Linked DNA regions of Homo sapiens: region 2 is linked to region 1. Evidence: read pairs that join two places in POLR2A ChIA-PET (ENCODE). Cell type or tissue: GM12878. All regions are shown on one strand. Each heading gives the region's core, and the rest is flanking DNA. Links, peaks and the distances in the headings are about the cores only.

Region 1 (2,928 bases), core at 182-2,681:
TATATATATGCATATATGTATATATACACATATATATGCGTGCATATATATATGCATATATGTATATATACACATATATAGCAAATATATATATACATATATACATATATATGTGTATATATGTATATATACATACGTATACATATATACGTACATATGCATATATACGTATATGTGTGTGTGTATATATATATATATATATAGCAAAAAAATAAAAAAGCCAATTGCAGCATAAGTCTATAATGATCCTGGAGAATATACACCAAAATGTTAACGGTGGTTATCTCTGGGTGGTAGGTTTATGAATAACATTTATTCTCTTCTTTATTTCTTAATTTGAATTTTGTATAATAAGCATGTATATCTTTTTTACATTTTAAAGCTTTTCCCATTTTAAATGCTTAGGGAATAAATGCTGTTACAGTAAATGATGGCTTCATTTATTCTCCTTCCAAGGACAGGGATTTCCAAAGGTTGGCAGTGATCCAAAGGTTGGTGTTGCTGCTAAGAGGGAGAAGAAGAAAGTAGGAAATGGGTTGTCCTTAGCAACTGGCTCTCACAACTGTTCCTCCTACTGTCTGGGATTCATACGAATATTTAAATAGCCTTAAATATCTTATCTCATAACACTTTTCTAATAAGAACTGTGGCTTCCAGTGGAAATGATATAGCTCAATTTTGACAATACCAATTAGTTTCAGCATAAAGAAACTATCTGTTGTCAATTTTTTCAGTTGTGAAAATCAGCTTCCAAACTCATTTCACCTTCCCTGTTGGCTCTTCTCTCACCTTTCAAAGTGTTCACTGTCCAAGATGAATTTATTAAATACTGTCTTATTCTATTTAGCATGATACCAAAGCTGCGTATGCAAGCTGATGTCAATGACCTTCTCTTACTATCACCAAATTGGGGCACTGCTTCTGCTATAAGAAAGATGAATGGGGAGGTGGAGGGATATCTCTAGTCTTTTTTCTTATACTATATAAGAAACCTACAAGCAACTTTCATTTCAATTAATATTTTACATGAACTCAAGATAGCTTAAAGAAAAATAAATTAAAATTAAAATCACACCAACCACAGGAAGAACATGTCAATTTATTGGTATTTATTTCCTTAATTTTAACATTTAGCCTAAAACACAAACAAAACTAAGATTTGCAAGAAAAAAAAACTGAAATAAATTTGCTAGCCATGCTAGGATTTTATTATAGTTTGGATCAACTTTGAATGCTTTAAATATATATTATGCTTGAATATCAACAGAAAAAATGTGTGTTGGTGTAGCCTAAAAACTTGAACATATTTGCTTCTTGGGTTCTTCTAAAATGTCCTTACTCTATGAAAACCTGAAGTAAATCGGAGAAAAAAGTTTAAAATGTTTGACAGAATATTAAAACTCAGTGTAAGCAGAAGTATAGGAAGAGCTTTTAAAGCCTGTTTTTTTTTGGTTAAAGCAGCTCAAAATCATATCTCCAAAAGAGCAGAGTTTGAGTACAACTTATTTCCCTCTAGGCTAGAAAACCATGGCTGTTCATTTAACAAGTTTAAGGAGTATAGCTAGTGTCATAAACCCCAAACATGTAGCAGAAATGCAACCTATGCATCCAAATGACATAGGACAGTGAAAGGGGCCCTACACTGGGAGACAGGAGACAGAAAATTTCTTCCCTTTTGTTCTGCAATGGCCACATGACTCACTAGTCACTATGCTTCTCGGAATTTCTCACTTCCTCATCTGTAAAAACAAGCCCGGGGCTAGATGATGTCTAGGTTGTTTCCAGATCAAAAATTTTTAAAGCTCTAATTCTACACATTCACTTTACACATATACAAAACTGAAAACATTCTATTTTTATGATCTAAAAAAACTGCAAATAAAAGAACTGCATTTTAGCAAATTTTTCCACTGACATTTTGAAAAAGGAAATAAGATTTAGCCTTATCATTTTAATATAATTAATTTACTTTTCAATACTAGTATCATATAATCCTTTATTACTCATTAGCATTTAATAATCATATCTTTTATTTCTAATTCCAATATTAGAAAGAAATTTGTCTTCCTTAATTATGGAATCAGCAGGAATCATGAGATATGCTAACAGCAGAAAAACATCTGAAATATAAAAATTAGTTTTGTCTTTCAAAAAATAATTGAAGACAGAAATTTCTATTTCCTGAAGTATTGTATTCCAATATGCAAGATAGTTCAGTAATAAAAACTAATATTCACTTAGTCTTATGTATAGAGCACTTTAACATGCATGATGTCACTAAATCTTTATGACTCTATGAGGAAGTATTGTAATTATCCTCACTCTATAGTTGAGGAAACTGAGGTCTCCTGACATTAAGTGATTGTCCAGGATCATAAAGCTAGAAAGCCCCAGCTCCATGACTCAACCTCTGACCTTTTCTCTCAATTTCTTGCTCTCTCTCCATGCTGTTCTGCCAGTTCATAAGCCCTTAATGTTTCTAATGAAGCCCACTTTCACCTAATTTAATGTAGACGGTTGCTCATAAACACCATAACAATTAACTGGGAACAAATATTTGAAACACATATGGCAGAAAGGGTTAATTACCTATCTTTAACATATGAGGAATCTTTACAAATTAAAAAAAAGAAAAGAAAAAGACCAACAATTCAATGAAGTTAGGTGAGAAATACAACCAGAGAGTTTACACACAAAAAAAATTATTGCTAATAGCTTTGAAACACTTGGGGGGAAAATGCTCAATCTCAATTAAATGACCGCTAGTAAAAATAAGATTTTTTCCTTTTTTTTTTTCAGACAGTGTCTCACTGTCGCCCAGGCTAGAGTCCAGTGGCACAATCACAGCTCACTGCAGCTTCAACCTTCCAGGCTCAAACAATCCCCCTACTTCAGCCTCCCAAGTACCTGGGACCAGAGCCACACACC
Region 2 (2,928 bases), core at 339-2,838, 110 kb before region 1:
ACAGTCAATGCAATAAAGATATTCATTCAAAGAGTACCCCCAAATGACAAATTCATTCAGAATGTTTTAATCAGTTAAATGTTCCCTGGCATTGGCACATGCAAGTGATCCATCAAGGAACTGAATGACTAATCCACTAAACTTCCCTGTAACTCTTCTCAATCTTTCCTGAAAGCAAAAAGAAGAGTAATTTAAATGAACCAAGTGTTTAAGATCTATTGAGTTTCCACAAAAGGCTAGCTACTGAGCAGAACATTTGTAGAAATTGGCCCAGCTTCCAGACTTGCTTTTAAAAAAAAAAGCTAAATATATTACATTGAATCCTTAAATAATGTTTAAAGTTTAATTTAATATATAGGAATATAGCAGTGAAATGACAGTTTACTTTCAGTTTTTAATTACCCTATAAGTTGAATAACTTATTCAAATAAGAATTTCTGGTCCTATGCATGCATTGAATAATATTAATCACTTCACTTTGAGGCATAAATTAAGCCACAGACTTGGTCAAGTTCCTTCTAATGGATTCTCTAATTAGGATATTCAGTTTTGTGGTGGAAAGAGGTCTTGAGGAATAACCTCAATCCATCAACCTTTTTCAACCACAACACTTTGTAATAGTTCCACCTCCAGCTCAGAAGTTTTATGAAAATATTTGTATAGGTCTGTATAGAGAATGTACAGTGAGAAGTTATTTGCATAGACCATATATTCTTCTGCGTAGGCCATATATTCTTCTGCAAACCACTTTAATGATGACAGAGTGAGCATTAGCTAAAAATATTAAGCATAGGTTGAGCCAAAAAAAAGTATCTGAGAAGAAATTATCTGAAATACTAGAAGTTAGACGAGGTGAAATACATAGTTCTTCTGTCTTAAGTAGAAGGTCTAAAAGCTAGAAGCAAGAGTTCAAGTTTCTGGCTATCACTTCCTAAACTACAACTAAAGTCAACGAACCAATACAAGAGTCCAGCACATAATTCCAAGATGTGACAGGTCCAAGGATGGTTTTCATGCCTGGGTTCCATAAGGAGCATCTCTATTATTCACTAATATGCTCATAAGTGCAGAACTGTTTAGATCTGTCTTCCCTGCTCCCTATAGCTAATTCCTTCCTTGCCTAGCACTAGTTCAACCAATAAAGACTAAGTTAGCACAAAATGGCAAGAAGTGCCCCTTGTTTTTTAAGATATTAAAAAAAATTGTAAAGTAGTCTTAGTAGAAGTTTACATTAAGAATTATGTCTATTATTTAAAAACTCACATTATTAGTTAAAAAATTGTGATTGCTAAAGTTTTCTTATGAATTTCTTATGATTCTGTGTAGTTCATTTAGCATCTAGTATAAATACAGAGTATCTAACAACCTCTAAATCTAGAAGGGCGGACAGTACATCCATCTACTCCTTAGGGACCAATGAGAGCAGGTAGCTTCCAGAAGTTAATTGCTTAGAAATGGTAACATAGTTCACATAGAGGGCTGGAAATCCTGACAAATGATTGCAAATATGGGCTTCCCTTAAGCAGGATGATGACCAAATGTTTAACAAAGTGCATGGTAGAAGAGCAACCAAACAAAACAGATGCTCACTCAGAATGATGCTGGCCTACAGCAGTACCTTATGGTACCTGCCTGCAGAATACAGGTCCCACAAGGATGGACAGACCCTCAGGATACCAGAATCAATCCTAAAGAGCAGAACACTCAAGATCCCACAGCCTGGCACCTGTACATTTTTCTGGCCTTTTTAAAGCTTCACTGTTTAGCTTTTTCTGAGTTTATATGCATAAGAATCTTTACAATAACACCCTTCTTCCCCACAAGCTAAGTTACTGGAAATGAGGCTGTATTCCATGCAATCTAAGAACATAACTAAAATAGAATGTCAACAAAAGAGAAAAACATAAACCCAGTTTTCAATGATTCAAGCTGTATTTTTGTATATCCCACTATGAATGTAACAATTTTACAGATGTTAAAAAATATTATATTTGTAGTCATGTAAATTGGTACAAACACTTTGGAAAATTATTTGTCACTATTTATTAAAATCAAACCTTTGTATACCCATCCTACCACCCAGAAATTTGATTTCAAGATATATATACAACAAAAATGCATACATATGTTCTCAAAGGACACATGTAAGAATGTTCATGGCAGCACTATTCATAAAAGCCAAAAATTAGAAACAACCCACAAGCCCATCAACTGAAGAATAGATACATAAATTGTGGGGTACAATAGGACACTCTAGAGTAGCAGTTGCCAACATTTGTGGCACCAGGGACTGGTTTTGTGGAAGACAATTTTTCCATGGACCAGGGGGTGGAGATGGTTTTGGGATGATTTAAGCACATTACATTTATTGTGCCCTTTATTTTTATTATTATTACATTGTAATATATAATGAAATAATTATACAACTCACCATAATGAAGAATCAGTGGAAACTCTGAGCTGTTTTCCTGCAACTACACAGTCCCATCTGGGGGTGATAGGAGACAGTGACAGATCATCAGTCATTAGATTCTTATAAGGAACACGTAACCTAGATCCCTCACACGCACAGTTCACAATAGGGTTTCGCGCTCCTATGAGAATCTAATGCCGCCACTGATCTGACAGGAGGCAGAGCTCAGGTGGTAATGTGAGTGATGGGGAGTGACTGTAAATACAGATGAAGCTTAGCTCGCTTGCCCACCACTCACCTCCTGCTGTGGGGCCTGATTCCTAACAAGCCACAGACCGTACCGGGGTTTGGGAACCCCTGCTCTAGAGCCATGAGAATGAATGAACCACAACTACACAGAAAAAAAATGGATCAACCTCTCAAACATAATAGGAGTCAAAGAAGCCAGAAAGGGAAGAGAACATTCTGTATAATTCCATTGGTTAAGAGTTCCAAAATGGGAGAAATTAATCTAT

Evidence for each region. Peaks named below come from ENCODE experiments on the same cell type or tissue, not always from the same donor. Only the 100,000 strongest peaks of a DNase experiment are listed, where the experiment ranks them.
Region 2: POLR2A ChIA-PET joins it to region 1 with 6 read pairs; 2 of 35 experiments call an interaction of 5 or more read pairs at or near these places.

The regions. Positions count from the first base shown.
Region 1 is chr2:197,887,958-197,890,885 of GRCh38, reverse strand. The region is part of intron 1 of PLCL1 (phospholipase C like 1 (inactive)); the gene reads right to left. Among named protein-coding and RNA genes, the nearest start is that of PLCL1, 85 kb to the right of the region's middle. RefSeq lists enhancers at 1,480-1,529, 1,790-1,879. In GM12878, for the core only: no CTCF peak of the experiment used is centred there; a DNase peak (open chromatin) is centred at 1,675; H3K27ac peaks cover 537 bases.
Region 2 is chr2:198,001,512-198,004,439 of GRCh38, reverse strand. All of the region lies in intron 1 of PLCL1 (phospholipase C like 1 (inactive)), which reads right to left. Among named protein-coding and RNA genes, the nearest start is that of PLCL1, 200 kb to the right of the region's middle. In GM12878, for the core only: no CTCF peak of the experiment used is centred there; no DNase peak of the experiment used is centred there; H3K27ac peaks cover 402 bases.